Linked DNA regions of Homo sapiens: region 2 is linked to region 1. Evidence: read pairs that join two places in POLR2A ChIA-PET (ENCODE). Cell type or tissue: PC-9. All regions are shown on one strand. Each heading gives the region's core, and the rest is flanking DNA. Links, peaks and the distances in the headings are about the cores only. Region 1 overlaps GSG1 (germ cell associated 1). Region 2 overlaps GPR19 (G protein-coupled receptor 19).

Region 1 (5,382 bases), core at 145-5,144:
TTGCAGGCATGAACCATCGCGCCCAGCTATTTGTACAATTTTGAGGAGAGAAAGAACAACTTGTACTTCTGGCTGACTGGTGGCAAGAACATATGCAAACGACCCCTTACTGGTTTCTTAGATTACTTTTTCAGCATTTTAGAAACTCTTTTTTGAAATATAAAATATTGTCATTCCTTTGCCTGAAGGTTGGGAGAGGAATGGTAAATAGCCATGGCATTCCAGATCCTGGAATTCATTTATCTCCAATCCTATTCTATCTGCATCTTTGCCACATCCCCAGCCAACATTCTCACTCAGCATTCCATGTGTAGAGGGAGATACTTAATAGTACTTATTCTTTTTTTTTTTTTTTTTTTTGAGACAGAGTCTCACTCTGTCACCCAGGCTGGAGTGCAGTGGCGCAGTCTCGGCTCACTGCAAGCTCTGCCTTCCAGGTTCACACCATTCTCCTGCCTCAGCCTCCCGAGTAGCTGGGACTACAGGCACCCGCCACCAGGCCCGGCTAATTTTTTTGTGTTTTTAGTAGAGACGGGATTTCAGCATGTTAGCCAGGATGGTCTCAATCTCCTGACCTTGTGATCCGCCCACCTAGGCCTCCCAAAGTGCTGGGATTACAGGCGTGATCCACCACGCCCGGCAATAGTACTTATTCTAATGTTCTAACTGGAAGGTGGAGACCACCCATGGAACAAGGAAGCTATTTCCTGTTCATGGCTCCATGAGGCCCCGACATTGCAGAGAATAGAGTTTCTTCAAAGGGATAGGAAACCCTACTCGAGGGAAGGTAAACTTCTGCAGTGATGGTGACCTGCCATATCTTCGTCTGTCATAAATCCAAGCCCAATCCATTCACACCAGTTACCTAGGGAATGGCAGGCAGTGGAAACTAAACCATCATTTACTTTTTAAAGAAAATTTCCTCTGCAAATTGCAGGTCCTTGCTTCTTTGTGCTTAATCCCAGATCCCCATTGGCAAGCTCTCTGGTGTAATCTCCCAGAACAGCTGGGCCCTGATTGCCTTGTCAATTATTAAATGCCCGTGTTCCCTGTAAGGCAGCATTTAATCATGAGGCACTCCAAAGAATATGAGATAGAAGGGGAGGGGTAGGAGGAGAGGGAGGAGGGTAGGAAGACAGTTTGCATTCTTGCAACATTAAACCAAAGGGACTTGGAGTGCAGATGGCATCCTTCGGTTCTTCCAGACAAGCTGCAAGACGCTGACCATGGCCAAGGTAACCGGCTTCCCCTCCTATTGCTCAAAGGATGCAGTCTACAGCTATTTTGTACCTGGCTCTTTTAAGAAGTGCACCTGCCTCATCGATCTGTTGTCCTTCCTAGCCTATGCTAATTCTGGGTTACTCTGTTAATATATGCTGATGTAAGGGTTACTGATTATACATTGGCGCCTACGCACTTCCTAATGATCTAAGGGCCCAAGTGTTAGAGAAACCACTCTGTCCCTTTTCTAGCGAGTAAAGAGTCACCTTGGCATGGGATCTGTTGCATACACAAAGATAGAGTTGTTCTTATGGCCATTACTTCTTCAGGATCACTTTATGGAAACCATTGCAAAATTAGATTTGTTCTTCCAATTCAAGAGGTATCCCGACCCTAGCAGGAAAAGGCATGTTTGGGGAAAGGAGTAAAGTATGTGACAAAGGGCATGGTACTATAGGTGTTGGAGATAATTCTTGAAAATTCTTGAATGAGATGATCATTCGATATCAAGAAGATGATTTTTGAATGAGGTTCCTTGTGTCTCTCCCTGGTGGACACTCCTTCTGGAAGGAACCTCTTTGAGCTTCAGTCCAAGCTCTTTTTTATTCTTTGTTTCTCAAATTGCCTCTTCCTTAAATTGGTTGTCACCTTGGTGCCACAAAGTGGGTGTATCTTAGTATGGGGTTCGTTATTCTTTCTTATTTCTGAATAACCCCGAGAATAACTTGCAAATATATATAACTTGAAGTGGATTGAATGTGGAGTAAAAATCTTGCAAGTATAACTTGAAATGGATTGAGTGTGGGGTTAAAATCTGATGTGATAATAGACAAATTTCCAAACCAGAATGAAAATGATTGTTGAAAAATGAATGCTGAGGTCACAAAAGTTAGAATTGCCTAAGTCTTTAGGTCAGTCTTTACACCAAATAGTTAGTGAAGATGTTTTACCTGGAAGTCCATTTCTTATTCAAGCAATGTAAGAATTATTAGAAAGGATGACTCACAGTAAGAGAATGATGACTAAAACCCATAGGATTTTCATAACTAAAACCAAGATGAAAACATTTTAGGAAAGGGGAACTGGGCAACACGCGACTTCAGTGTCTACCAACAGAAAATCTTTCCTCCTCCCAGATGCTGCGGATTTTTTGTCCTTAGTCAAGGTCACCCAGAGTCTTGCAAGAACTGACAATTCTTGGCAGAGTTAATTTGTTGAGTGCCTTTAAAAGTAAAATCATATTAGCAGATTGCTTTTCAGAAGTTGTCTTTATCATGTTTTACATATTGGTTTTACATACATATGATCTTTGTGTATTTCTTATTGCCATAAATAATAAGCATTTTGTGATATGCACTGTCTTAGTCCCTGGAAATTCTGAAGAACAAATTGTTTCATTTCTCAGGTAAAGTTCTCTCTTAAATGTAGAAACAGTAAGCTGGGTGTGATAAGGGAGGGAAATTTATGGACCTGTCCATTTAGCTATGGTTTTATTTATGGCTCTTAAGATAAGCAGATTTAAGTGTGATTAATTCTGATATGAAGGATCCCCTGGAAAGCTCAAGAAGGTTTACTTTAAGAAGCGTCTGTCAGCAACTAACCATGGGCTTCTTTTCTGTTCCATGTGCATTAATATAACTGTATAAACTGCTCTAACACAAAGTGAGAGACTTGCCAAATTACTTCTCTAAGTCCAATTAAATCTGGCTCCAAGCCACCACTCAGCAAAGTTGGCCGTCTAATACCAGTCATATTTTAGCTTGCCTCCTCTTCTCTTAGGCTGAAAATGACATGGAGAGTAGGGGCTCCTGCCAGAGCCATCTGGGGCCTCAGTTCTTTCGGCAGCCTCCCCTATGTCCCCACTGTGAGGCAGGCACTTCTGCACCAGGCTGGAAGACACGGCCCTCCAGGTTCCTCTCCACTGACCAAGGGCTTGGCTGCCGACACCCTACCCATGGCTCTGTGGACACCAAACCTGGTGTCCAGCCTACACAGGCACCACACAGCCACCTCGCATTTGAAACTCTATTGTCTCTGTGGCAGTGGATGGAAGCTGGGCCCGACTGCTACCTCTCCCAGAACCATAAGCCCCATCTCCTTTCCAAAGGTTTCAATAGCCCCACATCCCAGTAGGTTCACTGCCCTCTTTTATCCTCCAGGCCCCAAAGCATCCATCTGCTTCCCCCGGAGATTTCCAGTTTAATATTCATTGCTATGACTCCTTTCAGAGGAATCTGTAATGCAGGGAAAAGGACACCAATAGCTCACTTTGTTACAATAGCAAATGCTTCAGCAAGTCAGTGCTACTACCTGTCAGTGAAGACAAAGCCAAAAACGATTATCACAAAGAGCATTTGGAATGCTCCCAATTCTTTTTTCTAAACTTTTATATAAAGTTTAGACTTTACATAAAACTTTTCCAGAAGTTATCAATTGCCTTGTCAATTATTAATTATATAATTATATATTTATATGTATTAATGTTATTTTACATAAAGTTAAAAGCTTATATAACCGGCCAGGCGTGGTGGCTTAACGCCTGTAATCCCAGCACTTTGGGAGGCCGAGGCGGGCAGATTACCTAAGATCAGGAGTTTAAGACCAGCCTGGCCAATATGGTGAAACCCCGTCTCTACTAAAAATACAAAAAAAAATTAGCCAGGCATGGTGGCAGGCGCCTGTAATCCCAGCTACTCGGGAGGCTGAGGCAGGAGAATCTCTTGAACCCGGGAACTGGAGGTTGCAGTGAGCCGAGATTGTGCCATTGCACTCCAGCCTGGGCAACAAGAGTGACACTCCGTCTCAATAAAAAAAAAAAAAAAAGAAAAAGTTTATATATCCTCTGACTGAGGTTATTGCTATCTGATGCTTATTCAGAACACCCTCAATTTACTCAGCAGTTTAGTGTTGAGTGTCTAATGTGTAAAATACTGTGCTAGTTGCTGTGGGAAAGATAAAAATTACAAAGACACGTTTTTGCTACCTAATGGCAGCTTGAAATCTTGGAGGGAAGATAAGACATGACCAAAAATAAATGTGAAAAGAGTACTATTAAGAAGGCACACACCACAGTCCTTGAAGCCCTTCCAAGCCTCACTTCCCATGGAAGGTGCTGGTTAGGGGACCTCCCTGAAGCAGTTGGGACTTGGGGTGAGCCTCAGAAGGGGCAGGACTTCAGTAGACAGGGCCTGGCCAGCAGTGGTATCAAATGTGCAGCAATCCACCTTCTCTCTCTCTCGCTCAATCTGCTGGTCCAAGAACTCCAGGTAGTGGCTGCTGGCAGATCCATCACTGCTACTCAGAAAGATCCCCCTGCTGTTTGTTGGTGGGGTCATTATGGCACTCACCATAAAGGTACACACACACACATACATCCTCCCTAGGATTTGCCGGCTGGAGGCTATGTTGATTCCACTCTCACCATTTGAGGCAGAAATGGAAGATTTTAACATACTCACTTCCAATTCACTCTGACTTCTGCATTCCTCATTCTAATTTGTCCTCTCTGGTGGATCACCTTTATCCTACTTCTGTGTATTGCTGCATATCATGCCCAGAGGCCAGCCCCTGTCATTCAATCTATGCAAATCACCACTTTTCTGTAGTTGGATCTGTGTAAGGTTCAACTTAAAGATGCATCATCCCCGTGTTGTGTAAAAGCCAGGGGAAAACTTTCCCTTTGCCCTCCGAAGGTTCACTGAAAACCACTGATAAGAGGCAGATTAATAGGAGAAAAAACATTCAAGTTTATTTGATCGTAGTTTCACGTGACGTGGGAACCTTCAGAATGAAGTCACAAAGATGAAGGGAAAATTGTCTATTTTTATGCTTAGGTTCAACAAAGTATGGACAGTCACATAGAAATATGATTGGACATCAAGGCCATGATCTATTGTTGTTATTTATTTTTTAGAGACAGATAGCCCTGTTGCCCAGACTGGAGTGCAGTGGCATGATCGTGGCTCACTGCAGCCTCAACCTCCTGGGCTCAGGTGATCCTCCCACCTCAGCCTCAAAAGTAGCTGGGACTACAGGCGTGCGCCACCGTGCCCGGCTAATTTTTTTATTTTCCGTAGAGACAGGGTCTCACTATGTTACCCAGGCTGGTCATGAATTCCTGAACTCAAGCGATCCTCCCACCTCTGGAAGGGATTACGGTGC
Region 2 (5,382 bases), core at 289-5,288, 430 kb after region 1:
CCTGTTACCCCACACAGTCATGCTGGTGGCTACCTAGCCTTATGTAGTTTTATAAATCACCTAATGTTCATATCAGTCTTTTCTCAGCTGGGCATGGTGGTTCACACCTATAATCCCAGCACTTTGGGAGGCCAAGGCAGGAGGATTGCTTGAGCCCAGGAGTTCAAGACCAGCCTGGACAACATAGCAAGACCTCATCTCTATAAAACACACACAAGCACACATACACCAGAGTCTTTATCTCAAGGCCACACAGCAAGAGAGTCAGTTAGGAAGCTTCAGAAGAGCTTGTGTGGCCTCCTGAGCCATTTTTAAGTTCAGCAATGTGTGTAAGTTCAGGACTTAGGATAGGCTGCCCTGAAAGCCCTGCCCTACTGGAAGTGGTGTGCGGGTAAATGTTTAACAACTGGCTCTGCAGAGGGGGGAAAAAAACAAAACTTCAATTTTTGGTGTTTGCCATACTCCTACCATGGCTGCTTCATGATGCCAACATGATGTCTTTGAGCCTGGAGTTGGGAAGAAATGTATATACAGTTGGCTCAGGGTTCCCTATGTAAGCCAGTCCCAGCCCACTAGTGTTACAGGCATTTCTCATTTTCACATGTAAACAAATCAAGCCTACACAACAATGAAGGGTTTACCTTAAAATCTCCGTACCGTGGTATTTCTTGAATTTAAACAACTAAAATTTTAAAAGATAATTTCCTACTTGGGATAATACAATTGATCAAATTTTTTCCTCATTTCAATTCAAATTGAAGTCTAGAATTCTGCTTTCATTCTGTTTAAAAGGCAACAGTTAATTATGCAGCATGTTGAAATGCCAATACTCTCACACTCTTTATTCTGAAGAAAGGCTATTTCTCCAGGCCAGCATGTCTGGCGCACTTTTGATGCTAAGCTTCTGTGCAGTGCGTTGTGGGAGTGATCATTTTTTAAAACTGTTCACTATGTCACATATTTCTGAGCTAGCATATTGAACAGATGTATCTGTGGGTAGGCAAGAGGCTATAGGGAATAACTTTGTATTCCTCTCTTTGAATGAATAGTCAAGAAAGACTTACCCATGTACAGCCAATTTGACTCTCTGAATTCAGATCCAGCCCTCTGTGGTCTCACTGGTCAGGAAACCCTGATGGTAGTTAAGAGCAAGGGCTTTGGAGTGACCACTTTCCAACGGTATGACTTTGGGGAAGAACTTCAGTTTTTTTCATTTGTAAAACAAGGCCAGTAATTTTACCTACTTTGAGGGGTTACACATATAAAGTGCCTGGCACATAGTAAGCACAAAAATAAGTATTAACTCTTGGTAGTATTAATGCTATAACTACTGTCATGATTGTAATCTTACTGCTCATTAGTAAATACCCATATGTATCCATGTAGGTCCAGCAGATACTTCCCATTCTACAGAAAATGTTTCTGTTTTTTTTTTTCAACCAAATCATGTAAAAAATCAATATTATAAAAATTCTTGTTTGACATTAAATTTTTAAACAAATCTCAAGAAATAAAAATGGTCTTTATACCTTGTGAGAATGTTTGTGAATCTTTATAATCTCAAGAGGACAAAAAGTTAGTTGTTAGGGTATTTTTAGACTTAAAAAATAGACTAACTAAAAAACCTATCCAACAGTTGATGCAGAATTGTGAAGCAAAGTTTGTCATCCATGCCCCATTCCTCTCTGTGGTCCTCCGCTCCCTCTTATTAGCTTCCAGTCATTCATCCATCCATTGCATCCAACAAAGTATGATTTTCAAAAAGTTAGAATCATGACTTTTACAAATATTGAATGAACATATGTTAAAGATTTATTAACATAATACCGAAGGAACCAATGATATAATAAAGCTGGTTCCAAGAGCATTTGAAGAATGCATCTTTATAGGCATTTTTTAAAAAGAATTTCAGCATAAGATTGCTAGGTAAACACTAAACTGGCTAATGTCCTAGAGGGCAGTAAGTCCATAACCTTTGGGGTTATTATTTTCTGCTAGAAAGAAATCTACAAGTTAACATATAAATATCTTCACAATGTCTCAGCTCTAGTCAAATATTAAATAGCAAAGTCAAGCACAGGTACATTCTCCCAGAGAGAGAGGCCCATTTAAGAATGTCCCAGCAAGATCTTAAGAGTATATGTCCTTTTTTGCCTTATTTTCAAGTATTGGATAATTTTTACTAACATATCCACCCATTCATATATTCATTAAACCTTTTTTAATAGCTATGTGCCCCAGGGATATAGAAGTAAAGACATAGTCCTTATCCTCAAGGAACTCATAACCTAATGGGGGAGACAAACATGCAAAATAAAAATTACAAAGCAAAGTGATAGGGTACATTCTCCTCCCAGGTGCCCCAGGATCCCATCATTACAGGGGTAACCAGTCCCCAGTTCTTTTTTTTTTTTTTTTTCTAATTGAGATGCAGAGTCTCACTCTCACCCAGGCTGGAGTGCAGTGGCGTGATCTCAGCTCATTGCAACCTCTGCCTCCCGGGTTCAAGCGATTCTCCTGCCTCAGCCTCCCATGTAGCTGGGACTACAGGCACATGCCACCACGCCTGGCTAATTTATGTATTTTTAGTAGAGACGGGGTTTTGCCGTATTGGCCAGGCTGGTCTTGAACTCCTGACCTCAGGTGATCCGCCCGCCTCAGCCTCCCAAAGTGCTAGGGTTACAGGTATGAGCCACCATGCCTGGCCCCCAGTTCTGTGCTATGACAACCCATCTACCATTTTCCCCACTCATGTATTAATCTTAAAGCTTGGATGGGTGAGAAGTAGATAATAGGATAAATGAATGATTCCTCTTTTAGATCATATATAGGTAGAGATAAATAAGGACCTTCAATACCTCAGCCAAGGGAGTATGTCAAATGGTAGTCTCAGAACTGGCTGGGAAGAGATAGGTCGAACAGGAAAGAGGTGAAGAAGCCTTTCTTGTCACTGCTAAAATTACTGCATATGGATGGCTCTGAACAGAATTACTAATTAACCAGATCTTATATTTCAGAAACACCCCCTTGAAGATATATTTTTATCTAAATTAATGGAGCAGGGGAGGCCTTTCTGAAACTTTACTTTGGGACCCTAGAATTTAGTTATAATATGGCAGACTTTTTTCTGGGAGGAAAGTGCAAGAACCTGTCTGAGGACACCTAAATTACCTTGGCTTTCCCTTAGATGAGATATCTGTTTCATATAGCAGTTGACCTGGTAGCTTCAGTTTCACCTGCCCTGCTTTTATCAGGAGTCATGTTTTCCCCTATCACCATAATCCCCAATGTTTCACCTCTCTGAGAATATATAGTGATTTTCTATGTGCATTTAATTCTCCTAGCAGAGGCACATAGAGTAAGAGTCATTTATTTCAGTTCTCTGTCCTTACAGATCCAATTTAGTAAACATCGAATAAGCAATTATTAATGTAAAGAACTTCAGTGGAAGCTGTAGAGCATGGAGAAAAAGAATAACATCCCCATCTCCCTACTGGAGTCCACAGTTTATTGGAGAAGACAGAAACATGGAGGTATTTCTAAAGCACAGATCTTAATCTTGGCTACACTCAGGATCACCTGGGAACTTTGAAACATCCGACACCCAGGCTGCACTCCAGAGCAATTAAATTAAAATCCCTGAAGCTGGGACTCAGGCATCAATATTTCTTAAGGCTGCCTGGAAGACTCCAATCTACTGTATTGCTAAGCTAGAGAAAAACAAACTTGGAAAATGCTGCAGTAAAGGACTAACAAGATGCTGTATGAGCAAGGGTACCACAACCATTCTGGATATGCTAATATTCTTATCCACTGTCTGACCGCATTTCTGCCCATGAATGCAGCAAATATAACCTCTCATTGTAACCAGGGGAAAAATTTAGATCAGTTTGATTGTAGGGCATTTAGAAACTATATACTCTGGGAGGCATGGTCTGAAGGAAACTATGTTTCTGAGGGGAAAAGGGCCCCAAAAAAGATCAACCCAGAAAAATGACCCCAAAATTCAATCCACATGCTATCTCTCTCCCCTGGAATGTTTTATTCACTTGTCTTCCTGAAGAAGTCCTATTCATCCTCTAAGCTCCCAGCTCAAACTTTACCTCTTCTGTGAAGCCTTTCCTTTTCTTCCCCTTACCCGGGCAAAACTGGGTCCCTATTTTTGTCTTACTTAGCTCCTTGTACAAAGTTCTGTTCTTAGCAGTGAATTATAATTATTATCAAATTGAGTTATAATATGGCACACTGCTTACGTATCTTTGTTTTCTTTTTTTTTTTTTTTTTTTTTTTTTTTTTGAGACGGAGTCTGGCTTTGTGCCCCAGGCTGCTCGGCTCACTGCAAGCTCCGCCTCCCGGGTTCACGCCGTTCTCCTGCCTCAGCCTCCCGGATAGCTGGGACTACAGGCGCCCACCACCATGCCCGGCTAATTTTTTGTATTTTTAGTTGGACGGAGTTTCACTGTGTTAGCCAGGATGGTCTCGATCTCCTGACCTTGTGATCCGCCCGCCTCGGCCTCCCAAAGTGCTGGGATTACAGGCGTGAGCCACCGCGCTCGGCCGATCTTTGTTTTCTTAATACCTAGCCCAGTTTCTCGGCTTATTGAATGAATATTCAGAACTGCAGCGATTTTAGGTGGAGTGAGAACTTATGCCACCAGCAGGGGAAATCTAGACTCAGGAACTCCTCGGGCTCCCTCGTCCTGTTTCTGAGCATTGGGATCCTCTGCTTCCAAGTGGTTGGGCTGGGGAAATGGGCAGACAGACTCATGGGTGTAAAGCAGCTGGAGGAAATGATGGAAGGGCCCCCCGCCTCCGGGCTTTAGTTAAAGCGGTGAGCTTGAGTTTCATTTGCAGAGTTTTGTTGTTAGAGGAAGAAAGAGACAGAAGGAAGTTCACAGGTTTTCAAGTATGCGCATTAAGGAAAAGTGCCTGTGTGGACTCCTGTTTTATTCAGGCCACAGGCATCCCAGAAAAGTTAGAACAGTTTTCTGTCTGGGGAAATTGTCTGTTTTAGTTTATTTTTAAACTTTAAATCTTAACAGGTTTTTTAAAAAGTTTAATAGGTTTTACACACATGAAGGCGAAAAGATGATTTCAATCTTATATGTATGAGGGTGCAGTCCAGATTTTCTAGGACAATGCTAATTTTAGATCTTATGTCCTGATTTCTTTTTTTTTTTTTTTTTTTTTTTTTTTGAGATGGCGTCTCACCCCGTCGCCCAGCCTGGAGTGCAGTGGCGCGATCTCAGCTCACTGCAACCTTCGCCTCCCGGGTTCAAGCGATTCTCCTGCCTCAGCCTCCCGAGTAGCTGGGACCACAGGCGCCTGCCACCACGCCCGGCTAATCTTTTGTATTTTTAGTAGAGACGGGGTTTCACTGTG

Evidence for each region. ChIA-PET counts read pairs that join two places held together with the same protein. Peaks named below come from ENCODE experiments on the same cell type or tissue, not always from the same donor. Only the 100,000 strongest peaks of a DNase experiment are listed, where the experiment ranks them.
Region 2: POLR2A ChIA-PET joins it to region 1 with 5 read pairs; 2 of 35 experiments call an interaction of 5 or more read pairs at or near these places.

What each region holds. Positions count from the first base shown.
Region 1 is chr12:13,091,452-13,096,833 of GRCh38, reverse strand. All of the region lies in intron 1 of GSG1 (germ cell associated 1), which reads left to right. Among named protein-coding and RNA genes, the nearest start is that of GSG1, 9.5 kb to the left of the region's middle. In PC-9, for the core only: no CTCF peak of the experiment used is centred there; DNase peaks (open chromatin) are centred at 2,233, 3,453 and 4,803; H3K4me3 peaks cover 300 bases; H3K27ac peaks cover 3,846 bases.
Region 2 is chr12:12,664,734-12,670,115 of GRCh38, reverse strand. All of the region lies in intron 3 of GPR19 (G protein-coupled receptor 19), which reads left to right. Among named protein-coding and RNA genes, the nearest start is that of GPR19, 29 kb to the left of the region's middle. In PC-9, for the core only: no CTCF peak of the experiment used is centred there; no DNase peak of the experiment used is centred there.